Linked DNA regions of Homo sapiens: region 1 is linked to region 2. Evidence: read pairs that join two places in POLR2A ChIA-PET (ENCODE). Cell type or tissue: A673. All regions are shown on one strand. Links, peaks and the distances in the headings refer to the core of each region. The heading gives the core; the rest is flanking DNA.

Region 1 (15,325 bases), core at 4,563-12,562, 310 kb after region 2:
TCTGGGTTCAAGCAATTCTCTTGCCTCAACCTCCTGAGTAGCTGGGATTACAGGTGTGTGCCAACATACTAGGCTAATTTTTGTATTTTTAGTAGAGATGGGGTTTCACCATGATGGCCAGGCTGGTCTCCAACTCCTGGCCTCAAGTGATCCACCTGCCTCAGCCTCCCAAAGTGCTGGGATTACAGGTGTGAACTGGAACTAGAATTATTGAGTGGGTGGTATAGGGAAACTTTATCAACTCAATATTATAAATTTTCAGCTGGGTGCAGTGACTCACGCCTGTAATCCTAACACTTCGGGAGGCAAAGCAGGAGGATCACTGGAGTCCAGGAGTTCGAGACCAGCCCGAACAATATGGCAAGACCCTGTCTCTACAAAAAAATTAAAAAGTTAGCTGAGCATGGTGGCATGCACCTGTAGTCCCAGCTGCTTGGGTGGAAGGATGGCTTGAACCCAGAAACTCAAGGTGACAGTGAGCTATGATTGTACCACTGCAGTCCAGCCTGGGCAACAAAGCGAGATCCCATATCTCAAACTCCTGACCCCAGGTGATCTGCCCGCCTCTGGCCTCCCAAAGTGCTGGGATTACAGGTGTGAGCCACCGCATCTGGCCTGAGACCCCATATTTAAAAAAAAATTTTTTTTTCTTCTACAATAAAAGGTAACAAACTTATTTCAGAAAATGTGGAGAAATTTAAGCAGAGACAGACATTATCCATAATCCTACCACAGAGAAAAGAGCTTTTTCATTTTGGTGTGTTTCCTTCCCATCTCTTTTCTGTCTCTCTTTCTGTTTCTCAATTTTATTTATTTTTATTTATTCATTTTTTTTGAGACAGAGTCTTGCTCTTGTCATCCAGGCTGGAGCACAATGGCACAATCTCGGCTCACTGCAACCTCTGCCTCCCGGGTTCAAGCAGTTCTCCTCCCTCAGCCTCCCAAGTAGCTGGGATTACAGGTACCTGCCACCATGCCCGGCTAATTTTTGTATTTTTAGTAGAGATGGGGTGTCACCATCTTGGCCAGGCTGGTCTTGAACTCTTCTCTTGACCTCAGGTGATCCACCTGCCTTGGCCTCCCAAAGTTCTGGGATTACAGGCATGAGCCACCGTGCCCAGCTTATTTTTATTTTTGAGATGGGGATCTCCTTATGTTGCCCAAGCTGGTCTTGAACTCCTGGACTCAAGTGATCCTCCCACCTTGGCCTCCGAAAGTGCTGGGATTACAGTCATGAGCCGACACACCCAGCTTTGTTTTTCCATTTTAGTGAAATCAGGGTCACATGTCGAAGTCATGATCGCATTGCATGTAATATTTTGTGAGATGCCTATTCACTTAACATTATATGTTAAGCATGTGCTCTTCTAGTTTGAAAACATGATTTTTGATGGCTACATTGCATGAATGTGTTCTTTTTCCAGTGACTTTTATAATTTCCAATATTATGCCAATCTAAATAATGCTGCTGCTGCCCGGGCATGGTGGCTCACCCCCATAATTCCAGCACTTTGGGAGGCCATGGTGGGAGGATCACTTGAGCCCAGGAATTCAAGATCAGCACAGGCAACATAGCAAGACCCTGTCTCTAAAAACAAAAAAATAGTAATCATACATAATGCTGTGAACATTCTTAGACATGTGTGTTTGCGCACATCTCATTATTTCTTTCTTTTTTTTTTTTGAGATGGAGTTTTGCTCTTGTTGCCCAGGCTGGAGTGCAATGGCGCAATCTCGGCTCACCACAACCTCCGCCTCCTGGGTTCAAGCGATTCTCCTGCCTCAGCCTCCCGAGTAGCTGGGATTACGGGCATGCGCCACCATGCCCGGCTAACTTTGTATTTTTAGTAGAGATGGGGTTTCTCCATGTTGGTCATGCTGGTCTCTACCTCCTGACCTCGTGATCCGCCCGACTCGTCCTCCCAAAGTGTTGGGATTACAGGTGTGAGCCACCGCGCCCTGCTATTTCATTATTTCTATAAGGAATTTTCCCACAGTCAAAGCTCTCCAAGAAGGTACGGGCTGCTGTGTAATGTAGGGAGCTTCCTGTCACTGAAGTGCGCAAGTAGACACTGGGAAACCACTGGGTGGAGGTTTGGCCCTGGAGATTCGGGTGGAGAAAAGACAAGCAGAATTGCAGGCCCCTCTCACCATGGCTGAGATTTTATTTTATTGTTTGTTTATCGATTGATTGATTGATTGACTGATTGATTTTAGACGGAGTCTCATTCTGTTGCACAGGTTGGAGTGCAGTGGCGCAATCTCGGCTCACTGCAACCTCTGCTCCCCTGGGTTCAAGCAATTCTCCTGCCTCAGCCTCCCAAGTAGCTGGGATTACTGGCATGTGCCACCATGCCCGGTTAATTTTTTTTTTTTTGTATTTTTAATAGAAACGGGGTTTCACCATGTTGGCCAGGTTGGTCTCGCACTCCTGACCTCAAATGATCCACCTGCCTCAGCCTCCCAAAGTACTGGGATTACAGGCACCCAACCCTGAGATTTTAAAAAGAATGATTTTTAAATGCTGTGATCTCAGGTTCTCCTTCCCCCTTGCCTGGCAGATGTCTGGACTTTGAGAGGCAGGGGGCTGTGCAAGGAAAAGGCATGATTTCATTAACCTCAGAGTCCTGGGACCTCAAAATCAAATTGGCCACACGGAATGTCATAACATGCACAGGAAGAGGGATAATCGTGGGGGTAGAGCAGAAAGTCTGGCTTAAATGAACAATTTACCATCCTCTGCAGGCTATAGTGGCCCCATTACCGGCTGGGAGCTGTGGGGTGGAATGAGGGGGTGTCTGGGTTGTGTTCTACTGATTTATAGTTCCCAGTGCAGCTGCAGAAATCAGCAGCTTTGTCTCTGGCCAGGAAGGGTGTGTGCAGAAAGAATCTTTTCTTCTGTAGTCTTTTTTTTTTTTTTTTTTTTTTTTGACATGGAGCCTCACTTTATCACCCAGGCTGGAGTGCAATGGTGCGATCTCGGCTCACTGCACCTTCCACCTCCTGGGTTCAAGTGATTCTCATGCCTCAGCCTCCCAAGTAGCTGGGATTACAGATGTGCACCACTACACCCGGCTATTCTTTTTTAAATTTTATTTGTTTGTTTATTTATTTATTTATTTATTTATTTGAGACGGAGTCTTGCTCTGTCACCCAGGCTGGAGTGCAATGGCATGATCTCGGCTCACTGCAACCTCCGCCTCCTGGGTTCAAGCAATTCCCCTGCCTCAGCCTCCTGAGTAGCTGGGATTACAGGTACGCACACCATGCCTGGCTAATTTTTGTATTTTTTGTAGAGACGGGGTTTCACCATGTTGGCCGGGCTGGTCTCGAGCTCCAGACCTTGTGATCCGCCTGCCTTGGTCTCCCAAAGTGCTGGGATTACAGGCGTGAGCCACTGTGCCTGGCCAATTTTTGTATTTTTTAGTAGAGATGAGGTTTCACTATGTTGGCCAGGCTGGACTCGAACTCCTGACTTCAGGTGATCCACCCACCCGGCCTCCCAAAGTGTTGGCATTACAGGTGTGAGCCACCGTGCCCAGCCCGTCTTTCTTGATAAGTAGAAAGAACTCAAACTTCAAGGTCCTGTGAGGTCAAAAAAACCCCATTCAGGCCGGGTGCGGTGGCTAACACCTGTAATCGCAGCACTTTGGGAGGCTGAGGTGGGTGGATCATTTGAGGTCAGGAGTTTGAGACCAGCCTGGCCAACATGGTGAAACTTTTTCTCTACTAAAAATAAAAAAGTTAGCCGGGCGGTAGTGGTGCATGCCTGTAATCCTAGCCACTCGGGAGGCTGAGGCAGGAGAATCGCTTGAGCCTGGGAGGCGGAGGTTGCAGTGAGCCGAGATCGCATCACTGCACTCCAGTCTGGGTGACAGAGTGAGAACCTATCTCCAAAAAAAAAAAAAAAAAAGCCCCATTCAAAGAACACCACACAGAGAGAGGCAGAATTTTCCTCCCCTGCAGAAATGAGCTTGTTACCAAGGCATAGAACTGTGACTCATGGATGATGGTTCTTTTTCTTTTTTCTTTTTTTTTTTTTTTTTTTGAGATGGCGTCTGGCTCTGTTGCCCAGGTTGGAGTGCAGTGGCGCCATCTCAGCTCACTGCAGCTCCACCTCCTGGGTTCACGGCATTCTCCTGCCTCGGCTTCCCGAGTAGCTGGGACTACAGGCGCCCGCCACCACACCCGGCTAATTTTTTTTTTTGTATTTTTAGTACAGACAGGGTTTCACCGTGTTAGCCAGGATGGTCTTGATCTCCTGACCTTGTGATCCGCCCGCCTCGGCCTCCCAAAGTGCTGGGATTACAGGCGTGAGCCACTGTGCCTGGCTGATGGTTCTTTTTCTTGAGTACCTATTTTGTGCCAGGCACCCTGCCTAGAGATGTATATATATTATCCCATTTAATTTTTGCAGACCTCGTAGGAGGTGAGTGTGTTGCCCCCATTGTATACATAAGGAAACTTGAGGCTCAGAGAAACGACATAACATGCCCAAAGTCCCAAGATAATTTTGAAATCAGAAGAGTGTTGTTCTGAACCCAGAGCCCACACTCTTTTTTTTTGAGACGGAGTCTCGCTCTGTTGCCCATGCTGGAGTGCAGTGGCGCGATCTCGGCTCACTGCAAGCTCTGCCTCCCAGGTTCACGCCATTCTCCTGCCTCAGCCTCCCGAGTAGCTGGGACTACAGGTGCCCACCACCGCGCCCGGCTAATTTTTTTTTGTATTTTTTGTGGAGATGGGGTTTCACCGTGTTAGCCAGGATGATCTCGATCTCCTGACCTTGTGATCCACCTGCCTCAGCCTCCCAAAGTGCTGGGAGTACAGGTGTGAACCACTGCACCTGGCCAGAGCCCACACTCTTAACCATTGCCTTGTTCTCTGCCACCTTGTATGTCAAGTTCAGCCCCTCTGATTTACAAATGAGGAAACCGAGACCTAGAAAGGTTCTGTGTCTTTTGAGTCCATGGCCAAGGCTGGACTAGAACTGCTTTTCCTATCCCCTTGCTCCCTCTCCTTGTGTCTCTTTGCACAATTGGGATTTTCCAAAGTGAGAGAGAGGCAGGGAGTGGCTGGAAATAGCAGTACTTGGGAACACAAGAAGTAGGTTCTTTTTTTTGAGACAGAGTCTCACTCTGTTGCCCAGGCTGGAATACAGTGGCACGATCTCGGCTCACTGCAACCTCCACCTCCCGGGTTCAAGCGATTCTCCTGCCTCAGCCTCCTGAGTAGCTTGGATTACAGGCGCACGCCACCACATCCGGCTAATTTTTGTGTTTTCAGTAGAGACAGGGTTTCATCATGTTGGTCAGGCTGGTCTTGAACTCCTGACCTTGTGATCCGCCTGCCTCAGCCTCCCAAGGTGCCAGGATTACAGGCGTGAGCCACAGCGCCCAGCCCAAGAAGTGGGTTCTTACACAGGGCAGCCTGGCCTAGGGGCTACTGATAACACATGATAGGCCTAAAGAACTCCAGGTTCCCTGGGACAAGGCCAACAGCAGGGAGGCAGCCCTGTCCTTCATCAGCAGGTGGACTAGGGTTCAAATCCAGCTTCTTGCTGGCTGTCCACTGTTGAACTCAGCGTGCTGTCTGTTTTCTCATCTGTGAAATGGGGATGATAGAAAAACTCTACATCATTGGGTTGTCCCCCCTGAAGTACCAGGCACAGTTCTAGGTACTTGGGATGCAACAGTGATGAAGACACAGTCCTTGCCCTCATGGAGCTGACAGTCTAGTGGGGAAAAGATGGACAGTAAACAAATAGATATAAGGCTAAGGCTATAGGCAGTGAAGTCAACCGAAACAGGCATTGGGTGAGAGGGTGGCGGGGCTGCAGTTGTACAGGCATACCTCAGAGATACTGTGGTTTGGGTTCCAGACCACTGCAATAAAGCAAATATCTCAAAGCAAGTCACACACATTTTTTGGTTTCCCAGTGCATATAAAAGTTGTTTACAGCTGGGTGTGCTGACTCATGCTTGTAATCCCAGCACTTTGGGAGGCTGAGGTGGGCAGATTGCTTGAGCTCAGGAGTTAGAGCCCAGCCTGGGCAACATGGCAGAACCCTGTCTCTACAAAAAAATACAAAAATTAGCCGGGTGTGGTGACATGCACCTGTAGTCCCAGCTACTCGGGAGGTTGAGATGGGTGGAGCCCAGGAGGTCAAGCCTGCAGTGAACCGAGATCACGCCACTGCAGTGCAGCCTGGGTGAGAGAGCCAGACCCTGTCTCAAAAAAAAATAAAAAAAAAAGTTGTTTATACTGTAGTCTATTAAGTGTGTCATAGTATTATGTCTAAAGAAAAATATACATACTTCAATTTTAAAATACTTTTATTGCTAACAAAATACTAATGATCATCTGAGCCTTCAGCAAATCATAATCTTTTTGCTGGTGAAAGGTCTTACCTCAATATTGATGGCTGCTGGTTGGGGGTAGTGGTTGCCGAAGGTTGGGGTGGCTGTGGCAATTTCTTAAAACAAGGCAACAGTGAAGTTTGCTGCATCAATTGAGTCTTTCTTTCATGAAAGATTTCTCTGTAGCATGCGATGCTGTTTGATAGCATCTTACCAACAGTAGAACTTTCAAAATTGGAGTCAGTCCTCTCAAATCCTATTGCTGCTTTATCAACTAAATTAATGTTATATTCTAAATCCTTTGTTGTCATTTCAACAAAGTTCACAGATCTTCTTCACCAGGAGTAAATTCCATCTCAAGAAACCACTTTCGGCCAGAAGCGGTGGCTTACGCCTGTAATTCCAGCACTTTGGGAGGCCAAGGTGGGCAGATCCCTTGAGGTCAGGAGTTCAAGACCAACCTGGGCAACATGGCAAAACCTTGTGTCTACAAAAAAATACAAAAATTAGCTGGGCGTGGTGGTGTGCGCCTGTAGTCCCAGCTACTAGGGAGGCTGAGGTGGGGGGATTGCTGAAGTCCGGGAGGCAGAGGTTGTGGTGAGCTGAGATTGCACCACTGCACTCCAGCCTGGGTGACAGAGCAAGACCCTGTCTCAAAAACAAAACAAAACCAAAAGAAACCACTTTCTTTCTTTTTGATTTTTGTCTCACTGTGTTGCCCAGGCTGGAGTGCAGTGGCTACTCACAGGCACGATCATAGCTCACTACAGCCCCAAACTCCTGGGCCCAAGTGATCCTCTTGCCTCAGTCTCCTGAGTAGCTGGTAGTACAGGCGCATGCCATTGCGCCTAGCTTCAAGAAACCACTTTCTTGCTCATCTATAAGAAGCAACTTCTCATCCATTAAAGTTTTTTCATGAGATTGCAGCAGCAGCAATTCAGTCACATCTTCAGGCCCCACTTCTAATTCTAGTTCTCTTGCTATTTCTACTACATCTGCAGTTACTTCCTCCACTGAAGCCTCGAACCCCTCAAAGTCATCCATGAGGGCTGGAATCAACTTCTTTAAAACTCCTGTCAATATTGTTTTTTTCTTTTCCCCCTGCTCAGAGACACAGTCTTAGTCTGTTGCCCAGGCTGAGTGCAGTGATCATAGCTCACTGCAGCCTCAAACTCCTGGGCTCAAACTATCCTCTTGCCTCAGTCTACCAAGTTGCTGGGACTACATGTGTGTGCCACCATGTCTGGCTAATTTATTTATTTTTTATTTTTATTTTTTGTAGAGCCGGAGTTTCTGTGTTGCCCAGGCTGGTCTCGAGCTCCTGGCCTGAAGGGATCCTCTCACCTCAGCCTCCCAAAGTACTGGGATTACAGGTGTGAGCCACCACACCTGGCCACAAATGTACCTAATGGCAACTAGAATGGTGAATTTTTTCCAGCTTTCAGTTTCCTCTGCCCAGATCCATGAGAGGAACCACTATCTATGACAGCTGTAACCTTACAAAATGTATTTCTTAAATAATAAAACTTAAAGGTTAAAATTATTCCTTGATCCGTGGGCTACAGAATGGATGTTGTGTTAGTAAGCATGAAAACAACTTAATCTCCTTGTACATCTCCATCAGAGCTCTTGGGTGACTAGGTGCATTGTCAATAAGCGATAATATTTTGAAAGGAATCTTTTTTTCTGAGCAGTTTGTCTCAACAGTGGGCTTAAAATACTCCATCAACCATGCTGTAAACAGATGTGCTGTCATCCAGGCTTTGTTGTACCATTTATAGAGCACAGGCAGAGTAGATTTAGCATAATTCTTAAGGGCCCTAGGATTTTTGGAATGGTAAATGAGCATCGGCTTCAATTTAAAGTCACCAGCTGCATTAGCCCCTAATGAGTCAGCCTGGCTGGGTGCGGTGGCTCATACCTGTAATCCCAGCACTTTGGAAGCCGAAGAGGGAGAGTCGCTTGAGCTCAGAAGTTCGAAGCTGCACTGAGCTATGATCGTGCCACTGCATTCCAGCCTGAGTGACAGAGTGAAACTCGATCTCTTAAAAAAAAAAAAAAAAAAAAAGCCAGGCGCAGTGGTTCACGCCTGTAATCCCAGCACTTTGGGAGGCCAAGGCAGGTGGATCACCTGAGGTCAGGAGTTTGAGACCAGCCTGACCAACATAGTGAAACACTGTCTCTACTAAAAATACAAAAATTAGCCGGGTGTGATGATGTGCACCTGTAATCCCAGCTCCTCGGGAGGCTGAGGCAGGAGAATCGCTTGAACCCAGGAGGTGGAGGTTGCAGTGAGCCGAGATTGCGCCACTGCACTCCACCCTGGGTAACAGAGTGAGACTCTGTCTCAAAAAAAAAAAAAAAGGAGAGAGAGGGAGCATCAGTCTCTCCTTGAAGCTTTGTAACCAGGCACTGACTTCTCTCTAGGAATGAGAGTCCTAGATGATATCTTACTCCAATAGAAGGCTGTTTTGTCCCCTTGAGAATCTGTTGTTTAGTGTAGCTGCCTTCATCAGTGATCTTTAAAGCCCCATGGACCAGCCTCTGCCACCTTCAAACTTGTCTTCTACAGTTTCCTCACCTCTTTCAGCCTTCTTAGAATTAAAGAGAATTAGGTCCTTACCCTGGATTAGGCTTTGGCTTAAGGGAATGTTGTGGCTGGCTTGATCTTCTATCCAGACCACTCAAACCTTCTCCATATCAGCAGTTAAGTGTATTTTGTTTCCTTTCTTTCTTTCCTTCTTTTAAGACAGAGTCTTGCTCTGTTGCCCAGGCTGGAGTGCAATGGCGCGATCTCGGCTCACTACAACCTCCTCCTCCCAGATTCAAGTGATTCTCCTGCCTCAGCCTCCTGAGTAGCTGGGATTACAGGTGCCCGCCACCACACCAGCTAATTTTTTGTATTTTTAGTAGAGATGGGGTTTCACCAGGTTGGCCAGGCTGGTCTCGAACTCCTGACCTCAGGTGATCCACCCACCTCGGCCTCCCAAAGTGCTGGGATTACAGGCGTGAGCCACCGTGCCTGGCCTTCTAGATTTTGATCTACAGTGCAAGACATGCGACCCTTTCATTTTCTTTTTATCTTCTGAGACAGGGTCTTGCTCTGTCGCCCAGGCTGGAGTGCAGTGATGCAATCATGCCTCACTGCAGCTTCAACTGGCTGGGTTCAAGTGATCCTCTTTCCTCAGCCTCCGAAGTAGCTGGAACTACAGGTGCGCACCACCATACTCAGCTAATTTTTTAATTTTTTGTAGAGATGGGGACTCACTTTTTTCCCAGGCTGGTCTTGAACTCCTGAGCTCAAGCAATCCTTCCAGCTCAGCCTCCCAAAGTGCTGTGATTATAGGTGTGAGCCACTGCACCTGGCCCTTTCTTTCACTTGAACACTTAGAGGCCATTGTAGAGTTATTAATTGGCCTAATTTCAATATTGTTGTGTCTCAGGGAATAGAGAGGCCTGAGGAGAGGGAGAGAGATGGGGCAATGGCCAGTCAGTGGAGCGGTCAGAACATACACATTTATCAATTAAGTTCATCCTCTTACAGGCGTGTGGTTTGTGGCACTCCAAAACAATTACAGTGGTAGCATCCAAGATCACTGATGGCCAGGCACGGTGGTCATGCCTGTAATCCCAGCACTTTGGGAGGCTGAGGTGAGAGAATCGCTTGAGCCCAGGAGTTCGAGACCAGCCCTGGCAACATAATGAGACTCCATCTCTACAAAATGAAAAAAACAATAGCAAGGTGTGGTGGGACATGCCTGTAGTCCTAGCTACTTGGGAGGCTGAGGTGGAAGGATTGCTTGAGCCTGGGAGGTCGAGGCTGCAGTGGGCTGTGATAGTGCCACTGTACTCCAGCCTGGGCAACAGAGTGAGGACCCAGTCAAAAATAAAACAACAACAACAACAACAAAAACACTAATCACAGATAACCATAAGAGATATAATTATGAAAAATTTGAAATATTGCAAGAATTACCAAAATATGACATAGATACAAAGTGAGCACTTGCTGTTGGAATAATGGTGCTGATAACTTGCTCATAGCAGGGTTGCCACAAACCTTCAATTTGTAAAAAACACAATATCTACAAAGTGCTTTAAACGAGGCATACCTGTATATGGAGAGGTCAAAGAAGAGGAGACAAATGAGCAGAGGACTGTTGCTTGGAGGAAGAGTGTTTTAGGCAGAGGGAACAGCAAGGGCAAAGGTTAAGGGGGATGATGCTGTATGGCTTTAGCACAGGGCCTGGCCCACAGCAAGAAGCCATTGGTGATAATGAGGCCTTTTGGATCATTGCCCAGCACCTGGGAACCAGGGCAGGAATTAAGCCAGAGCGGAGATGCTGCTTCTCCTGGCCCCACCAGATGCTGTCCCCACCAGATGCCCCTGCAGGACAGATGGAGATAATCTGTTTCCCTTGGTTACAAAAACTCATCCTCCCACAGTGCTGGGAAATACCCCACATCTAGTGATTTTCCATTCCTCCCTGAGGGGAGCGAATGGAGCTGTCCTGCTGGGAGGGGCAGGTTAGCCACAAGACACTCCTTCCACCTGCCTAGGCCTTGTTGTCCCATATAAGAGAGGGCTCGGCCTGGTGTGGTGGCTCACACCTGTAAGCCCAGCAATTTGGTAGGCCGAGGTGGGTGGATCACGAGGTCAGGAGATGGAGACCATCCTGGCCAACATGGTGAAACACTGTCTCTATTAAAATACAAAAATTAGCCGGGCGTGGTGGCGTGCGCCTGTAGTTTCAGCTACTCAGAAGGCTGAGGCAGGAGAATCGCTTGAACTTGGGAGGTGGAGGTTGCAGTGAGCTGAGATCGTGCCACTGCACTCCAGCCTGGGCGACAGAGTGAGACTCCGTCTCAAAAAAAAAAAAAAAGAGCTCAACAGCAAAGCATAGCATACTGACTCGGTCGGAGTTAACACCAAAAATAGAACTGCTGACTTTTTTCTTTCTTTCAGTGATCATGGCTCACTGCAGGCTCAACTGCCCAGGCTCAAGTGATCCTCCCACCTTAGCCTCCTGAGTAGCTGGGACCACAGGCACCACCATGCCTGGCTAATTTTTTTATTTGTAGAGATGAGGTCTCACTATGTTGCCCAGGCTGGTCTTGAACTCCTGGGCTCCAGTGATCCTCCTGCCTTGGCCTCCCAAAGTACTGGGATTACAGGCATGAGCCACCATGCCTGGCTGACCTTTTTTGGATGCTGACAAGGTGGCCAGCTTTGTGCCAAGCTCTATGTGAAGCATTGCACATAGGTTATTTCATTTAATTCAGCCAGCTCTATGAGTTTAGTACCATGTTTCTCTCCATTTGACAGATGAGAAAACTGGGGCTCAGAGATGATAATTCACTTGCCCAGGGCCACAGTTAGGAAGTGGCAGAGCCAGCCTTTGAACTGAGGCCCCTTGACTCTCAGAGCTCAGATGTACAAAGTGTCCATGAAGCAGTGTCCATGAAGCAATGTCCATGAAGAAGGCTGAACCTATGATACCCTCTGATTTCCACTGTGGAAAAATGACTTTTTGATACAGCCAGGGATTGGGAGAGGCTGTGGAACAGAGCAGACTTATTTGTAATGTCATTAAAATAATTTAAAAAATAATCCATTGTTAATAAACAAAAGGAAAGAGAAGCTCTTTTGGGTCCCAGGCAGAGAGATGGCATAAGAAGTAAAGGCCAAGCTCAGTGGCTCCTGCCTGTAATCAAGTCGGTAGGAGGCCTGCTTTGGGAGGCCGAGGTGGGAGAATCGCTCGAGCCCAGGAGTTCAAGACCAACCTGGGCAGCACAGGGAGACCCCATTTCTACAAGAAATACAAAATTAGCCAGGAATGGTGGCACACACCTGTAGTCCCAACTTCTTGGGAGGCTGAGGTGGGAGAATTGTTTGAGCCCGGGAGCTGGCGGCTGCAGTGAGCTGTGATTGCGCCACTGCACTCTAGCCTGGGTGGTAGAGTGAGACTCTGTCTCAAAAAAAAAAAAAGTAACATACAGCATGGCCAAAGGCCTGGAGTCTGCCTGGGCTTTTTGGAATGCCTGGCTTTGCATCTCAGTTCTGTTCATTCTACACTCCTGGATGAGCGCCTTTCATCTTTGGGTCAGTTTCTTCTATAAACAAAATGGGAATATACTGAGACCCACTTCCTGGGGTGTGTGTGATTCAAATGAGAGAACATGTGTGATGCTCTGAACAGGGGCTCCCTAGCCCATTGTCTTCAAAGGGTATTTCTTTGCTGGGGAGCTGGGTGGGTACAGGTTAGGGAAACTGTAACATCTACATCACTGTCACTAAGAATAATAAACTTGTGGACATTATTTACGTGGAATTGTGGGACTGAAACATTAAGCTGGCAGATGGTGAGGACTCAAAATCATGAAGAACCGAGAAATTACAACTGTGGAAAAAATGAGCCTGTGTTTGACAAGATTAGAAGGCTCTCTACAGGAGACCTTGCATGCAAAATCTCACTGAGTCTTCACAACACTTCTATGAGGTAGGAACAATGTAATGTGCCCATTTTACAGGTGAAGAAGCTGAGACTCAGAGATGAAAGACTTTTGCCTAAGGGCACCTGGTTAGTAAGTGTCTGACAGCAAAGCCCCCCATGTGATGGTGGGTGTCACTGCCCTTTTCCAGCTCAGGAGACTGCGTGGCTCTGTGGCACCAGCCTTGGCCTAGAGCGTGGGCTTTGGGTCTGTATCAGGCATGATCCTATCAGAGAAAAAGCACCAGTAGGATATATTTCAGGGAGTTGGCTTATACCGTTGTGGGGTCTGGCTGGGCAAGTCTGAAAGTGGTAGGTGGAAAACTCAGGCAGGAGCTGATGCTAGAGGTGGAGTTTCTTCTGAGAAATCTGTTTTGTTCATAAGGCCTTTGAACTGATTGGAAAAGGCCAACCCAGATGATCAAGGATAATCTCCTTAAAGTCAGCTGATGGCAGATACTAACCACAGCTACAAAATCCTTTCACAGCAACGCCTCGATTAGTGTCTGATAAAATAGCCGGGTACTATAGTCTAGCCAAGTCGACACATCAGACTAACCATCACGGGGCCAGACAGACCTGGGCTTGAGTCCTGGTACTACAACCTGTCAGCTGTGTTTCGTTGGGCAAGTTTCCCTGACTCTCTGATCCACAGTCCCCTCATCTACCAAATGCCGTGGTAGTGCTTACTACATTTGGCTATCAGGATTAAATGCAATGATATAAATCACAGTGCCTTCATCCAGTGCCTGTCACCTAGAGAGAGGGAAGACACACACAAAAGTAGGTGGTCACAAACCAGTGTTCTGTTTTTTTGTTGCCCAGGCTGGAGCGCAGTGGTGTGATCTCGGCTCACTGCAACCTCTGCCTCCTGGGTTCAAGTGATTCTTCTGCCTCAGCCTCCAGAGTAGCTGGGATTACAGGTGCACTCCACCATGCCTGACTAATTTTTGTATTTTTAGTAGAGACAGGGTTTCACCATGTTGGCCAGTTTGGTATCGAACTCCTGACCTCAGGTGATCCGCCCACCTCGGCCTCCCAAAGTGCTGGGATTACAGGCGTGAGCCACCGCGCCCAGCCTTGAACCAGTGTGTCCCCATGACAGTGCTGCTGCTTGTTTCTGTGCTTGCATTCCCTTTTACCAGTTCCTCCTGGAGGGCAGGAACTGTGTCACATTCATCCTCAATCCTGTTTCGTAGCTTAGTCCCTCACCCTAAGGAGGCATCACTAAGTATTTCTTTCTTTTTTTCTTTTTTTTTTTTTTTTTGAGATAGAGTCTTGCTCTGTCATCCAGGCTGGAATGTAGTAACTCGATCTCGGTTCACTGCAACCTCCACCTCCTGGGCTCAAATGATCCTTCCACCTCAGCCTCCTGAGTAGCTGGGACTACAGGTGTGTGCCACCATGCTGGGTAATTTTTAAATTTTTGATAAAGATAAGGTCTCCCTATGTTGCCCAGGCTGGTCTCGAACTCTTGAGCTCAAGTGATCCTCCCACCTCGGACTCCCAAGGTGCTGGGATTACAGGTGTGAGCCACTGTGCCCATTCAGGTACTTCTTAAATATCCAGATGGCACTTTGTTAACGAGATTTGGTCTGTAGAGTTGTTGGGATCTATAATAAAAATCACCCAACTACGAGACAAGAGGGCAGTAAGATGTGCAGGAACCTCAGGCTGCTGTCTCCTTCAGAGAAACCCCTGACTTTTCAGCTTAGAAAGTCTTTCCTCCAGGGAGCCTTCTCTGATTGCTCCTCACCGCCCTTCCAGCCAACAGGTAACCCTCCTCTATGTTCCCACAGTGTCCTGTGTGTCCCCCGCCATTGGAATAGGGTCTATGCACTATTTCAGACACCTGTTTGCTCCCCTGTTCTGCTCTCCCCACCATGAGTGGGTGTGGGGTAGAGGGAGTATATCCTTTGTTCATAGCTGGAGCCCCAGCAGAGGGTCCAACACTCAGACAGCATGTCACTAGGTGTTTGTACAAAGGACCTGTCCTATTTCCAGAGGTCCAGGGTCTGATATGCCACATCCTTGTGGGAGTCTGCGTTCTTGGGCCCCCATTGTGCCTGCTGCCCCATCCCTGGTCCAGCCACCCCTAAGCCAGAAGCAGAGCCAGGGTGGTGGGGAGGAGCTGCTCTTCCCTGGCTGCCATGAGTGTGTTGTTCTTGAACTGAGGTGAACGAGGCATCTGTCCTGCTTCTTGTTGAGTGTGACCTGGCTGGCCTCCCTGCTCATGTTCAACTCTGGGGCCTGGATTTCTCTGTTCCAGCCTTTAATCTTCTCCTATGACATGCTCTCTGGGCTTCATTATAATTAACCACTTTCCTTCCTCAGGCTGTGCCAAAACTGAGACAGCTAATTAATTTCTGGCCACTTGCCACTCTCGTTAAGTGGTGGGCAGGGATGCAGCCTGCAGCTCTTGCTGCCCAGCTGGGCTTGTTTTGCCAGTCGTGGAGGGCAACCACCCTTTGTCTGCAA
Region 2 (15,325 bases), core at 2,664-10,663:
TCCATATACTCAGGTGGGTTTGGGTAACTGCAGTGCTGGGCAGGAAATGAATGAATTTCTATTGACTTGCAAGGTAGAGGTGAAGCAAAGCTGTCAGTAGGTGTTCAGGTCCCACTCTGCTAAACTTCAGCTTGCAATACCCCTTTTTTAGACTTTCCAAACAGGCACTTCTGGCCTTGTTCTTTGTGTAGGCAGACAGTATTGGTTGCCTATCTTAGGAGTACTAGACTGGGTTTGAATCCTGATCCCACCACTTGCTGTTCATGAGACTTTGGGTGAGTTACTCAGCCCCTCTGCCTCAATTTCATGTTCACAAAATAAGTGATAAACTACCTCATAGAGTTGTAATAAGGACAAAGGAGTTGGTATTTGTGAAAAGATTCTTAGGGTCTCTAGATGGAGTGCAGCAGCATGATCACTTATTAAATAACATTCTTTTGTGACTTCTCAGAAACCAAGGATACAGTATCCAATTTTTTGTTTTTTGTTTTTTTTTTTTTTTGAGAGGGAGTCTCGCTCTGTCGCCCAGGCTGGAGTGCAGTGGCACAATCTCAGCTCACTGCAAGCTCAGCCTCCCCAGCAGCTGGGACTACAGGTGCACGCCGCCACACCCGGCTAATTTTTTTGTATTTTTAGTAGAGAAGGGGTTTCACCATGTTAGCCAGGAAGGTCTCCATCTCCTGACCTCGTGATCCGCCCACCTCGGCCTCCCAAAGTGCTGGGTTTACAGGCGTCAGCCACCATGCCCAGCTTTTTTTTTTTTGAGATCTAATCTCACTCTGTCTCCAGGAGGGAGTGCAATGGAGCCATCTTGGCTTGCTGCAACCTCCACCTCCCGGGTTCCAGCAATTCTCCCACCTCAGCCTCCCAAGTAGCTGGGATTACAGGCGCACGCCACCATGCCCGGCTAATTTTTTTTGCATTTTTTAGTAGAGACGGGTTTCACCATGTTAGCCAGGCTGGTCTCGAACTCCTGACCTCAAGTGATCCACCTGCCTCAGCATCCCAAAGTGTTGGGATTACAGGCGTAAGCCACTGCGCCTAGCCTCAAGCCTGATCCTTTTTTTTTTTTTTTTTTTTGAGATGGAGTCTTTGCCTCCCAGGCTGGAGTGCAGTGGCGTGATCTCAGCTCACTGCTACCTCTGCTTCCTGGGTTCAAGCGATTCTCCTGCCTCAACCTCCCAAGTAGCTGGGATTACAAGCGCCTGCACCGCACCCGGCTAATTTTTGTGTTTTTTTTTTCAGTAGAGACAGGGTTTCGCCATGTTGGCCAGGCTGGTCTCAAAACTCCTGACCTCAGGTGATCCACCACGCCCGGCAGAGCCTTGATCTCTTAACCACTATCCTCACCTCCCCTTTCCCTAAGGATCCACAATGGCCTCACTGGCTCTTGAAGGCAGGCTGGCACCTTGATCATTCTTCCTGGTCATTAGTATTCTGATCTGGTTATTTTCCATTTTATGTCCATCTAACCTACTTGGAGGATCCTCAAGAGACTGCATATGTAAACTCAGTACTTATTCTTGTACTGTGCCTGCCATATAGCAAGCACTGGCTGATTTAATTTTTCTGTGTTCTTTTTTATTGATTTGTTTTTATCTTTATTATTTTCTTTGCTTATTTTGGGGTTAGTTTGCTCATCTATTCCTAGTTTCTTAAGCTAGTAGCTGAGCTCATTGATTGGAGACCTTTCTTTTTTTCTAATGTAGGCATTTAGTGCTATAAATTTCCTCCAGATACTGTTAACAACACACAAATTCTGGTATGTTTTGTTTTCATTTTAATTCATTTCAAAATATTTTTGAGTTCCTTTTCTATTCTTTGATCTATGGGCTACTTGAAAGTGTATTATTGTTGTTGTATTAGTGTTGTTCAAATCTATCCTTGCTAGTTTCTTTTTTTTTGGAGACTGCGTCTCCAAAGGCTGGAGTGCAGTGGCACAATCTTGGCTCACTGCAAGCTCCGCCTCCTGGGTTCACACCATTCTCCTGCCTCAGCGTCCCCAGCAGCTGGGACTACAGGTGCCTGCCACCATGCCCTGCTAATTTTTTGTAGAGATGGGGTTTCACCATGGTCTCAATCTCCTGACCTTGTGATCCACCCGCCTCGGCCTCCCAAAGTGCTGGGATTACAGGTGTGAGCCACCGCGCCCAGCCTCTTTTTTTTTTTTAGACAAGAGTCTCACTCTGTTGCCAAAGCCAGAGTGCAGTGGCACAATCTCAGCTCACTGCAACTTCTGCCTCCGGAGTAGCTGGAATTACAGTCACGCACCACCACGCCCAGCTAATTTTTTTGTATTTTTAGTAGAGATGGGGTTTGCGCGGCTGAAGTGCAGTGATGCGATCTCAGCTCACTGCAACCTCTGCCTCCCAGGTTCAAGCAATTTTCATGCCTCAGCCTCTGGAGCAGCTGGTACTACAGCATGCACCACCATGCCTGGCTAATTTTTTTGTATTTTAGTAGAGATGGGGTTTCACCATGTTGCCCAGGCTGGTCTCAAACTCCTGAGCTCAGGCAGTCCGCCTGCCCTGACCTCCCAAAGTGCTAGAATTACAGGCATGAGCCACCGTGCCTGGCCTTATTTTAAAATTTTATTTCTTGTAGGTAACATGTTGGGTTTTTCAGTATGACAGTCTATGTCTTTTAATTGGAGTGTTTAGGCTATTTACTTTTTTTTTTTAAGACAGGGTCTCACTCTGTCACCCAGGCCAGAGTTCAGTGGCAAGATTATGACTCACTGCAGCCTTAAACTGGAACTCCTGGGCTCAAGCCATCCTCCCAGCTCGGTCTCCTGAGTAGTGAAGACCACAGGCATGTGCCACTATGGCTGGCTAAATTTTGTATTTTTTGTAGAGACAAGGTCTCATGATGTTGTCCCAGCTGGTCTTGACCTCCAGGGCTCAAGCAATCCTCCCACCTTGGCCTCCCAAAGTGCTAGGAATACAGGCATGAGTCACCATGCCCAGCCATATTATACATTTTTAACTTACAATAGTCCACATTCAATTGATATTAAACCAGTTCACTTGTAGTATAAGAATCTTCCCCAGCCTGGCCAATATGGTGAAACCCCGCCTCTACTAAAAATACAAAAAAAAAAAAATTAGCCAGGTGTGGTGGTGCTCGCCTGTAGTCTCAGCTACTTGGGAGGCTGAGGCAGAAGATTGCTTGAACCTGGAAGCAGAGGTTGCAGTGAGCTGAGATCGTGCCAGCCTAGGCAACAGAGCAAGACTCCGTCTCAAAAAAAAAAAAGGCGGGGCCCGGTGGCTCACGCCTGTTATCCCAGCATTTTGGGAGGCCGAGGCGGGCGGATCACGAGATCAGGAGATCAAGACCGTCTTGGCTAACACGGTGAAACCCCATCTCTACTAAAAATACAAAAAATTAGCCGGGCGTGGTGGCGGGTGCCTGTAGTCCCAGCTACTAGGGAGGCTGAGGCAGGAGAATGGCATGAACCCAGGAGGTGGAGCTTGCAGTGAGCCAAGATCGCGCCACTGCACTCCAGCCTGGGCGACAGAGCGAGACTCCGTCTCAAAAAAAAAACAAAAAAAAAACCTTCTGGCGGCCTGGTGTGGTGGCTCACACTTGTAATCCCAGCACTTTGGGAGGCTGAGACTGGCGGATCACCTGAGGTCGGGAGTACAAGACCAGCCTGACCAACATGGAGAAACCCCGTCTCTACTAAAAATACAAAATTAGCCGGGCATGGTGGCACATGCCTATAATCCCAGCAACTCGGGATGCTGAGGCAGGAGAATTGCTTGAACCTGGGAGGCAGAGGTTGCAGTGAGCCGAGATCATGCCATTGCACTCCAGCCTGGGCAACAAGAGCAAAACTCCATCTCAAAAAAAAAAAACAATCTTCCGGCTGGGCACAGTGGCTCACGCCTGTAATCCATCCCAGCACTTTGGGAAGCCAAGGCAGGCAGATCACGAGGTCAGAGCGAGACTCCGTCTCGAAAAAATAAATAAATATTTCTTCCATTTCTCACTATATAGTCTTTGATATTGTCATGTGTCTTACTTTTATATATGTTATAAAACCCACAGTACATTATTACAGCCAGAACCTCCATATCAGCCAGTTGCGATGGCTCACTCCTGTAATTCCAACACTTTGGGATGCCAAGGCAGGCTGACTGCTGAGGCTCAGAAGTTCAAGACCAGCCTGGCCAACATAGTGAAACCCTGTCTCTACCAAAAATACAAAAATTAGATGGGCAATTAGCTGGACGTGGTGGTGCACGCCTGTAATCCCAGCTACTCGGGAGGCTGAAACAGGAGAATTGCTTGAACCCAGGAGGCAGAGATTGCAGTGAACTGAGATCACGCCATTACACTCCAGCCTAGGCAACAGAGTGAGACTCCGTCTCAAAAAAAAAAATTAGCTGGGCATGGTGGTGCACATCTGTGGTCCCAGCTACTCGGGAGGCTGAGGCAGAGGTTGCAGTGAGCCGAGATCCTGCCACTGCACTCCAGCCTGGATGACAGAGTGAGACTCTTGAGACAAACAACTGGGGCTGGGCGCAGTAGTTCACACGTGTAATCCCAGCACTTTGGGAGGCCGAGATGGGTGGATCACTTGAGGTCAAGAGCTCAAGACCGGCCTGGCCAACATGGTGAAACCCTGTCTCTATTAAAAATACAAAAATGAGCCGGGCATGGTGGTGCGTGTCTGTAATCCCAGCTACTCTGGAGACTGAGGCAGGAAAATTGCTTGAACCCAGGGGGCAGAGGTTGCAGTGAGCCGAGATTGCACCACTGCACTCCAGCCTGGGCAACAGAATGAGACTCCATCTCAAAATAAAATAAAAAATACAAATACAAAACTAAAAAAATAAAAATAAAGGCCAGGTGCAGTTGCTCATGCCTGTAATCCCAGCACTTTGGGAGGCCAAGATGGGCAGGTCACCTGAGGTCGGGAGTTCCAGACCAGCCTGGCAAAAATGGTGAAACCCGGTCTCTACTAAAAATACACAAAATGGCCAGGCGCGGTGGCTCACGCCTGTAATCCCAGCACTTTGGTAGGCTGAGGCGGGTGGATCACCTGACGTTTAGGAGTTCAAGTCCAGGCTGGCCAACATGGTAAAACCCCGTCTCTACTAAAAATACAAAAATTAGCTGGGCATGGTGGCAGGCGCCTGTAATCCCAGCTACTCAGGAGGCTGAAGCAGGAGAATTGCTTGAACCCAGGAGGAAGAGGTTGCAGTGAGCTGAAATCGTGCCATTGCACTCTAGCCTGGGCGGGTCAGGAGTTCGAGATCAGCCTGGCCAACATGGAGAAACCCCATCTCTACTAAAAGTACAAAAATTAAGGCTGGGCGCGGAGGCTCACGCCTGTAAGCCCAGCACTTTGGGAGGATGAGGTGGGTGGCTCATGAGATCAGGAATTCAAGACCAGCCTGGCCAAGATGGTGAAACCCTGTCTCTACTAAAAATACAAAAATTAGCTGGGTGTGGTGGCAGGCACCTGTAATCCCAGCTACCTGGGAGGCTGAGGCAGGAGAATTGCTTGAACCTGGCTGCAGTGAGCCGAGATCGCACCACTGCACTCCAGCCTGGGCAACAGAGTGAGACCCCATCTCAAAAAAAAAAAAAAAAAGAGTTGAGGTCTCCTTCCACCACTTGTGTGAAGACCCCAGAAAACTTGCTTTACCTCTTTAAACTTCAGTTTTCTTATCTTCCAACTGCCATGAGGTTTTTGTGAGGAACAAATGAGCTGACATGGATGTTTCTGTAGTTAACAAAATAAAGGGTCTTACAAAATAGGCAATAATAATAATAATCACTTATTATTATTACATGAAGCTACATGAATGTGTAAGATCTTGGAGGAAGACAGCAGAGAGAGAGAGAGAGATCAGAGATCCCAGGGTTAAAAGTTGGAGAAATTTCACAGTACATCATCCAAAAGAGGAGTCCATGATGGAGGCAGAGGTAAACTTGGAGAGGTAAGAAACCCTGAAGACAGGGGAGTGCTTTGTGGCAGGCTCTGCATATAAGAATTCAGCCTGGCCAACATGGCGAAACCCAGTCTCTACTAAAAATACGAAAATTAGCCAGGCTTTGTGGCAGGCACCTGTAATCCCAGCTATTTGGGAGGCTGAGGCAGGAGAATCGCTTGAACCTGGGAGGCAGAGGTTGCAGTGAGCCGAGATCTCACCATTGCACTCCAGCCCGGGTGACAAGAGCAAGACTCGATCTCAAAAAAAAAAAAAGTTCAGTTCAGTTGGTAAGAACTCATCAAAAGTGTCCATCTAGACTTTGGGTGCCGTAGAATGACTCAGAGTCTGAATCAACATGAAATCGAGAAAACGTCCTTTGCAAGGGTTTCAGGGAACACCTGAAATCCTGAAGAACTGTTTGTATCCATCCTGAAGAATGGGTGTTAATAAGAGACAGCCTTTTCTTGGTACCTGTTTTCCATCTCTAACCCAACCCCAACTCACACCCTTCTATTTTATCTGGTCTCTCTCATTCCTCTTGCTCCTCCCCACTTGGCTCCCGTTTTCCCCAAGTCCATTCTCTATTTTGTTCTATAAGATCTGATCATATTAGGATGCTCTTGTAGCTCATAAGAAGATGACTGGGTGTTCACACGCATATGAGATGTGCCTCCCTCAAACCTTGTTAAGACATGGGCACATACCCATCTGATGTTAACTCACGGGGAAAAAAATCTGATCATGCCATTCCCGTGCCCAAATTCCCATATATCCCTACTGCCTCAGGATAGAGGCTGGACCCCTTAGACACACAAGACCCTGTATCCATGATCTGTCACTCCCACAGGCACCCTCTACTCCCATCTACTTGGCAGTTTCCCACAACCTCCCTGGGTTCTCGTGGTTCCCTGTCATTGCAAACGTCGCTTCTCCTAGGATGTCCTGCCCCCCTAGACTTAACTTGGAAAGCTGTTCTTAAGCCCCGGACTGAGTCAGATGCCCCTCTGGGTATCCCTGTCATAGCGTTGTGTGGTTGTTGATAGTCTGATTTTTCAACCTTCTCCATGCCCTCTTGAGGGTAGGGAAGATGAGTATCTTTTTTCTCCGTACAGACCCTACCGCACAAGATTTTCCTAAACAGACCGAACTCAAGGAGTCTTTCTGGTTGTTAGTCCACGTGTCCCGATTTGGGGTTTCCAAAATACACGCCCACTGGAACCGGGCCAGGGGAGCCAGCCTGGCCAAGGGCTCCCCCAGCCCGGCCAAGGGCTCCCCCAGCCCGGGAGCGCGCCACATGCAGATCCTGGGATGGCCGCCAGGGGCCGCCGGGCTCTTTGTTTTCCTTTCTCACCCGGGTCGGGGCCAGAGGCCTGCAGAGCGCATGCTCTGGGGCAGTTCGCGGCCCGGCGGGGAGCGCCGGAGTTCCTTGTGGCCGACGTGCACCAAGGTAGGTCTCGCCTGGGACGCGCGGAGGGTCCGGGCAGAGGGCGGTAAGCGGAGCGGCCACAGCCGGAGCACGGGCCGGTCCACGCGGGCCTAAGTCGCTGCCCGCTCTCGCCCGTGTCGCGCGGCGCCGGCCCCACGTGAAGCCCGGAGGCAGGAAGGCGCGGTGCGGGCTCGCGATTCCCCGGCCCCGCGGGGCGCTCCAGCAGCGGCTGGGCGCTGCCTCGCTGGAGCTAGGGCCGCGCGGCCCCTCCGCCGCCGCGCCTCTCACGCCCGCACCGCGGCGCCCGCGCAGGCGGGAGATTCAAACTGCGCGAGCGCGGCGGGCCGGGTGCGCGCGGCCGCCCGGGCGGGGGATGGGTCTCTGCCGCGAGGAGGATGGTTTTGTCCGGCATGCGCTTGGAGAAGGCGGTTTGCAGATCGGGGAGGGAGCCCTGCCCGGGAGAGGGTGGGTCGTAGGAGCTCGAGGGTCTCCCGCTGTGGACCTTTGGGAGCCGTGTGTCTTGAACTCCGCAGCAGCTCAGTCTGTCAGCAGATTATTTGCTGGCCATTTATTGCGTCCCTCTCTTGCGGGGCTGGGGGACAGTAGTGAGAAGAGCAGGCCCGTGTCATTAGCGAACTATGCCCTTGAACCCAGGCGACGGACGCTACTGGCAAGTCATTCATACGTCACATATTGACCTAACTTCGACCACGTGTGACTTGTGTGCCCTAGCAGAAGTTGAGTGTGTGGGGTGTTACGGGGAGCCCTCAGGGGGATCCCCCACCCTGCCCAGGAGGCTCAGGGATGGCTTTCCAGGTGAAGTGACTCTTGAATGGGGTTTTGAAGGAACAGAGTTTTTCAGGCAGTCTGAGGGTAGTGGGATTAGGGTGATACAGGCAGAGGGATTGCACGTGCAACGGCATGAAGGTATAGGTATTGTGGTCAGGGATACCACAGGTCTTGAGGTGACTGGAGGAGGAGAGTAACAAGATGATACAGCAGGGGCTGGGTCACGAAGCGTCTTGTGTGCAAGACTAAGGAACTCTGCGGGGTGGAGGAGGCAGGGAAGATTTCCCCCAAGAAGGGTATCAGAGTGAAACCTGGACAGATGAATTAGGAGTTCACGAGGCTCCTGTTTCAAAGACATCCCAAGAGCAGGAATCCTGTTCTGTTCATCGTTACAACTTTCTCATCAGATGCCCTTGGGCAACCCACCCAGTCCCCCAGAGCATTGGTTTCCTTATCTGTAAAGCAATGGTAGGGGGCATGTGGTGAGGATATAATTTTTTTTTTTTTGAGACGGAGTTTCCACTCTTATTACCCAGGCTGGAGTGCAGTGGCGCGATCTCAGCTCACTGCAACCTCCACCTCCTAGGTTCAAGCAATTCTGCCTCAGCCTGCTGAGCAGCTGAGACTACAGGAACACACCACCAGGCCCAGCTAATTTTTGTATTTTTTTTTTTTTAGTAGAGACGGGGTTTCACCATGTTGGCCAGGCTGGTCTTGAACTCCTGACCTCAGGTGATCCACCTGCCTCAGCCTCCCAAAGTGCTGGAATTACAGGTGTGAGCCACCGCACCCGGCCAATTTTTTTTTTTTTTCTGATACAGAATCTTGGTCTATCGCCCAGGCTGTAGTATAGTGTCGTGCTCTCAGTCGCTGCAGCCTCCACCTCCCGGGTTCAAGCGATTCTCCTGTCTCAGCCTCCCGAATAGTAATATCCTATAATTTTCATAAAGCAGTGAAGTTGTGTGTCCCTTCCCCCAGGAAAAATGAACACATAGGCCCAGGCACAGGTTGTATAGAACGGGGATCCCAGGTGAGAAACTCCTAGTGTGAAATATACCACCTGTGTGCCTGGCATAACAGCAGCTCACCAAATGTATATTGTTGACACATGAGCCCTCTCCTCCCTTCCCTCCTGGGGACCTTACACACAGAGATTTTTCAGCCTTAGTCTGGCAGGCAAGTTCTTCCTCCTGGTGTGGGGGACGGAGGGCACAGCTGCAGTGGCCTGGGAGGGCTCTGTCTCCTTTTACAGAAATCGAGGCTGTGGTGAGGTCACTGGAGGTCAGGGCAGGAGCACCAGGCTCCGGGCAGACTGTCTAGACTGGCGTGCCTACCCACTTTCTTCAATAAATAAGGAAGGTGAGGTGGGGGTAGGGCAGCTCCAGCTCTGGTGGAGCATGGTCATGAGACTGGGATTTCATTCCACCTCTCTGTGACCTGGGTCACCTTTCCCTGAGCCTCATCTTCCCCTTAGCTGTAAAACTGGGATGAGTCTGCTCACCTCAAAGGGCAGCTGTGGGCATTCAGGAGTGCCTGATGGTGGAAGCTGACTCTGTAGCCGACTTATCTGTGACTGTCTCACTCTTCTCCCAGAGACTGTATGCTCCTTGAAGATGGAAGCTGTGTTGTGTGGGGCGGGGTGGGGAAGCATGATGCCAAAAGCCAACTCCTTATTCCCAGCCCAGACACTCACTGCCTGGTTAAGAAAACAGCCAGAGAGGCCGGGCTCGGTGGCTCACGACTGTAACCCCAGCAATTTGGGAGGCCAAGGTGGGCAGATCACCTGAGGTCAGGAGTTCAAGACCAGCCTGGCCGACATGGTGAAACCCCGTCTTTACTAAAAATACCAAGCAGTTAGCCAGGCGTGGTGGCTTGCGCCTGTAGTCCCAGCACTAGGGAGGCTGAGGCGGGAGAATCGCTTGAACCTGGGAGGCGGAGGTTGCAGTGAGCTGAGATCGTGAGTCTGAACTCCAGCTTGGGCAACAGAGTGAGGCTCCATCTCAAAAAGAAGAAAAGAAAAGCAAATAAAGGAAAACACACCCAGAGCAGTGAGAGAAGTCTGTATACAAGACCCATTTGTGCAGTAGAGGCTGTGCAGGCAGGTACCGGGAACAGGGCTCCACCTTTTAGAAGGTGGTCCTCTGGCCGGGAGCAGTGGCTCACGCCTGTAATCCCAGCACTTTGGGAGGCCGAGGTGGGTGGATCATGAGGTCAGGAGATCGAGACCATCCTGGCTAACACGGTGAAACCCCGTCTCTACTAAAAATACAAAAAATTAGCTGGGTGTGGTGGCAGGCGCCTGTAGTCCCAGCTACTCGGGAGGCTGAGGCAGGAGAATGGCGTGAACCTGGGAGGCGGAGCTTGCAGTGAGCCGATATCGCGCCATTGCCTCCAGACTGGGCGACAGAGCGAGACTCCACCTCAGAAAAAAAAAAAAAAAAAAAAAAGAAGGTGGCCCTCCATCCCCTGCCCTTCCCTGGCGATTGCCAGCCCAGTGCAGGGCCTCAAGTCTTCCATTTTGGAGAGGAAGCCTCTGGGACTCAAAGAGCACTCAGGTGCCGTCTCCACCGCAGCAGGGAGTTGTCGCCACTGTCCTTCCCCACATCTGTGGGTGGATCTGTCACCACCCACCCCACCTTCCCTCAGGCTCTAGCTGCCTCATTGTCTCCTCTCTGGTCTCACCATCCTCTCCTCAGCTGGCTTCTGCTCTCTGCTTCTTGGACTTGGCCAAGTGCATAGGGGATACTGGGGAGGCCTGCCCAGACTGCCTTAGCCCCTGCCTGGACCAAGGTCTGCCTTCAGAATCAGTCAGATAGGCCTGGGTTGCTTTTCTAGGCTGCCCTTTACTTGCTCTGTGAACTTAGGCCGATAAAGTTATCTTTCTGAGCCTCAGTTCCTTAACTGTGAAATAGGAGTGACAGTGCTGCCTTCTTCAGCTTCCTGTGAGGAATAAAAGGGTTTTGCATATGGAAGATACAGTGAGTTAGCCGGTGCCCCCAGGGGCTCATATTTTAGGAAGTTGATTGGTATGGTGGACAGGCATGTAAATTAAAGTGATTGTGATCCAAAAGTCTGTCCCAGTTTCTCAGAGAGAATGACTAGTTCAGGATGGAGGAGGGATCAGAGGAGGTGACTTTGAGACACCAGTAGATGTTCTTCCAGTGGGATAAGGGATGGGAAGGCGTTCCAGGTAAAGAGATGCAAATAGTATGGAGAGGACAGTTAGCATTCTGGCCTGGTGGGTCTGGCAAGGAGATTGTGTGGGAAGAGAAGGGAGGATGTGATAGATAGGAAATGAAGCTAAAGGTTCTGTCAGTACCCGATGTTGGAGACCTCTAATACCCAGCTAAGAAATGTGGGCTTTATCTTCCAGGAAAAGGGGACCACTAAGGAGTCCAAGCAGGCCAGCAGCTTGCTTCAGGTTTGAGGTTTGGAAAGATCATGAATGAGGCCGGGCATGGTACCTCACGCCTATAATCCCAGTACTTTGGGAGGTCGAGGTGGGAGGATCACTTGAGCCCGGGAGTTTGAGACCAGCCTGGGCAACATAGTGAGACCTTGTCTCTACAAGAAAAAAAAAAATTACAAATTAGCCAAGCGTGGTGGTACATGCCTGTAGTCCCAGCTACTCTGGAGGCTGAGGCAGGAGGGTCGCTTGAGCCTAGGAGGTGGAGGTTGCAGTGAGCCGTGTACGTGCTGCTGCACTACAGCCTGGGCAACAGAGTGAAACCCTGTCTCAAAAAAAAATAAATATATATATGTATATATATACACACACACATATTTATTGATCACGAATGACTTGGAGAATGAGAGGAGGGGATGAGGGTGGGGACCGGAAGACCAGTGAAAAGTTGCTGTCTTTCCTAGGGAAAGGAGGAGGAGACACAGTTCCAGGCAAGCTGAGAGACTACTAGGGAGCATGGGGAGGAAGGAGGCAGAAGAAATTTCTTTTTTTTTTTTTTTTTTTTTTGAGACGGAGTCTTGCTCTGTCACCCAGGCTGGAGTGCAGTGGCGTGATCTCGACTCACTGCAAGCTCTGCCTCCCGGGTTCACGCCATTTTCCTGCCTCAGCCTCCCGAGTAGCTAGGACTACAAGCGCCCGCCACCACGCCTGTCTAATTTTTTGTATTTTTAGTAGAGACGGGGTTTCACCGTGGTCTCGATCTCCTGACCTCATGATCCGCCCGCCTCGGCCTCCCAAAGTGCTGGGATTACAGGCGTGAGCCACCGCGCCCGGCCAGAAGAAATTTCTAATAACACTCAAGGACGCCAGCTCTGGAGTCTGACTAACTTGGTTCAGATCTTGGCCTTCTCTTCCAATCTTGAGTGAGATACTTCACCTTTCTGAGCCTCAGTTTTCTTCTCTGTAGAGTGGGATCATTGTGGCCAGCTTGTAGTGAAACGCTCCAGAATATTAGCCAAACACAACTAAGGAGATGTTGACTGGGTTTGTTCCATCCATGATAACAGATTTTTTGGTTAATGCCCCATGACACCAACACTTCATATAGCCCTTATGTGTCTGACTCCATTCCGGGCTGTGCTCATGGCAGCCCAGCCATCAGCACCAACTGTGCTGACATAATTGTTTCCTGCTTTTTCTCCTGACTTCTTATTGTGAGTACTTTTCATGCTAATACAGTCTCCCTCCCAGGCACAGCAGACTGCTACAGATTATTCTGATGAACTGATGAGATGTTTGCCTTGGCATACAGCTGTCTATCTAAAACAAGGGTGCCTCTTTTTTTGGTGGAGGGACAGAGTTTCACTCTTGTTGCCCAGGCTGGAGTGCAATGGTGCAAACTCGGCTTACCACAACCTCCACTTCCTGGGTTCAAGCGATTCTCCTGCCTCAGCCTCCCGAGTAGCTGGGATTACAGCACGCGTCACCACGCCTGGCTAATTTTGTATTTTTAGTAGAGATGGGGTTCCTCCACGTTGGTCAGGCTGGTCTCGAACTCCTGACCTCAGGTGATCCACCCGCCTTGGCCTCCCAATCTGCTGGGATTACAGGCGTGAGCCACCGTGCCCGGCCACAAAGATGCCTCTTATATCCCACATCCCTACCCCATCTAACTTTGCCTGCCTGACATCCTTTCTGGGATGGCTCCCAAGCACTTCAGATTGAATGAAAACACCTAGCAACATGGAGCTTCACGTCTCTTCTCTCCTGTTTGTTCAACAGTGTTCTCTATCTCACTACATGGAAGTCTACCATCTACCTGGTCATTTAAGCCCAAGCCTGGGAGTCTTTGTGTTTGGCCAAGCTCATAGGGGGATCTTGGGCAGGCCTGCCAAGAATCCTCTGGACTTTTTTAGGATGAACAAATCAAGCCAAGTGCTGTGGCACGTGCCCATGATCCCAGGCTCTTGGGAAGCTGAGGTGGGAAGATCGCTTGAGTCCATGAGTTCGAGGCTGCAATAAGCTAATTGCACCACTGCACTCCAGCCTAGGTGACAGAGTGAGACCCCCTCTCTTAAAAAAATAAAATAAAAGGCCAGGCATGGTGGCTTACACCTATAATCCCAGCACTTTGGGAGTCCAAGGCTAGAGAATCGCTTGAGCCCAGGAGTTCGGGACCAGCCTGGGCAACATGGCAAGACGTTGTTTCTGCAAAATATACAAAAATTAGCCGGGCGTGGTGGTGCACACCTGTAGTCCCAGCTATCCAGGATGGCTCAAGCCCGGGTGGTTGAGGCTGCAGTGAGCCATGACCATGCCACTGCACTCAAGTCTGGGCAGGACCCTGTCTCAAAAATAAATACAAAGGATGAACAAATTATGAGAGTAAAAAAGGGTTAGTCTCCTTTATCCTTGCTACACCTCCTCACCCAAAGCCAAGCAGTAGTGTAGCAGGATAAGCCGCAGACAAAACCCCCCAGACACCCAGTTAAAGAAGGAAGGGCTTTATTCAGCTGGGAGCTTTGGCAAGATTCACGTCTCCAAAAACTGAGCTCCCCGAGTGAGCAGTTCCTGTCCCTTTTAAGGGCTTACAACTCTAAGGGGGTCTGCATGAAGAGGTCGTGATTGATTGAGCAAGCAGGGGATATGTGACTGGGGGCTGCATGCACTGGTTATCAGAACGGAACAGAACAGGACAGGGATTTTCACAGTGCTTTTCCATACGATGTCTGGAATCTATAGATAACATAACCGGTTAGGTCAGGGGTCGATCTTTAACCAGACACAGGTCGCGGCGCCAGGCTGTCTGCCTGTGGATTTCATTTCTGCCTTTTAGTTTTTACTTCTTTGGAGGCAGAAATTGGGCATAAGACAATATGAGGGGTGGTCTCCTCCCTTAGTAGTAAAGCACTATAAATATTTGTGGATTTACAACCATTTCATTCAGTCTTGATGACAGCCCTGAGAAGTAGTCATTGCATCCCCTTTTATAGATGAGGATACAGTTCAGAGAGGTTAAGGCAACTGGCCAGCCACAAGCTCTGGAAGGTGAACCCAGTTCCCTCTAATCCCAAAGAATGTGCACTTTTTAGTGTGGGACAAGGGGTCTCAAAAGACAGGTGGGAGGATTCTCAGCCCTGGGAGAATAAAAGTTGGGTGAAGTTCAGAACTGCCACCTCATCAGTCAGAACTGGGCCAGTGACAACCTGCAGAAGCTCAGCCTGCAAAGGCTTATCAGGATTCTAGACCTTTGGTTACTTTCCCATCTTTAGTATTTAGTTCTCCTTCCCCAGGATAATCAGCAGAAAAGTGCCTGGCCTTGTGTCCATATACCATGGAGGGGAGAGCTAGAGAGGCGAGGTTCTCGGGAACCACTAGAAGGAAGGAATGAGGGGGCTGCTGGTTAGGCCCAGAGCTGAGACCGAGAAGGGCTCTTGGAGTTCTCCTTCCCTTCGTAACATTAGGTAGAGGCTTAGACAACTTGATTGTTTTTCATGACCTTAAAGACTGTGGCTCCGGCCGGGCATGGTGGCTCACAGCTGTTGTAATCCCAGCACTTTGGGAGGCTGAGGCGGGTAGATCGCTTGAGCCCAGGAGTTCTAGACCAGCCTGGGCAACTTGGCAAAACCCTGTCTCTACAAAATATATAAAAATTAGCTGGACACTGTGATGCGCACTTGTAGTCCCAGCTATTCTAGAGGCTGAGGTGGGAGGATCACCTGAGCTCAAGAGGTCAAACCTGCAATGAGCCGTGATTGT

What was found. ChIA-PET counts read pairs that join two places held together with the same protein. Peaks named below come from ENCODE experiments on the same cell type or tissue, not always from the same donor. Only the 100,000 strongest peaks of a DNase experiment are listed, where the experiment ranks them.
Region 1: POLR2A ChIA-PET joins it to region 2 with 12 read pairs; 5 of 35 experiments call an interaction of 5 or more read pairs at or near these places.

Annotation. Positions count from the first base shown.
Region 1 is chr1:28,820,285-28,835,609 of GRCh38, forward strand. All of the region lies in intron 1 of OPRD1 (opioid receptor delta 1), which reads left to right. Among named protein-coding and RNA genes, the nearest start is that of OPRD1, 16 kb to the left of the region's middle. RefSeq lists an enhancer at 14,874-15,325. In A673, for the core only: no CTCF peak of the experiment used is centred there; no DNase peak of the experiment used is centred there.
Region 2 is chr1:28,510,917-28,526,241 of GRCh38, forward strand. RCC1 (regulator of chromosome condensation 1) reads left to right here. Exons shown (of 13, transcript NM_001381865.2): 4 at 5,809-5,951. LOC124904836 (small nucleolar RNA U13) reads left to right here and starts at 6,560; the gene lies at 6,560-6,659. RefSeq lists enhancers at 344-393, 5,953-6,012, 7,087-7,938, 7,939-8,789, 8,083-8,292 and 2 more and silencers at 7,163-7,802, 7,853-7,942. In A673, for the core only: a CTCF peak has its summit at 7,244 (motif pointing right); DNase peaks (open chromatin) are centred at 6,475, 6,885, 7,235, 7,665 and 5 weaker places; H3K4me3 peaks cover 1,941 bases; H3K27ac peaks cover 5,075 bases.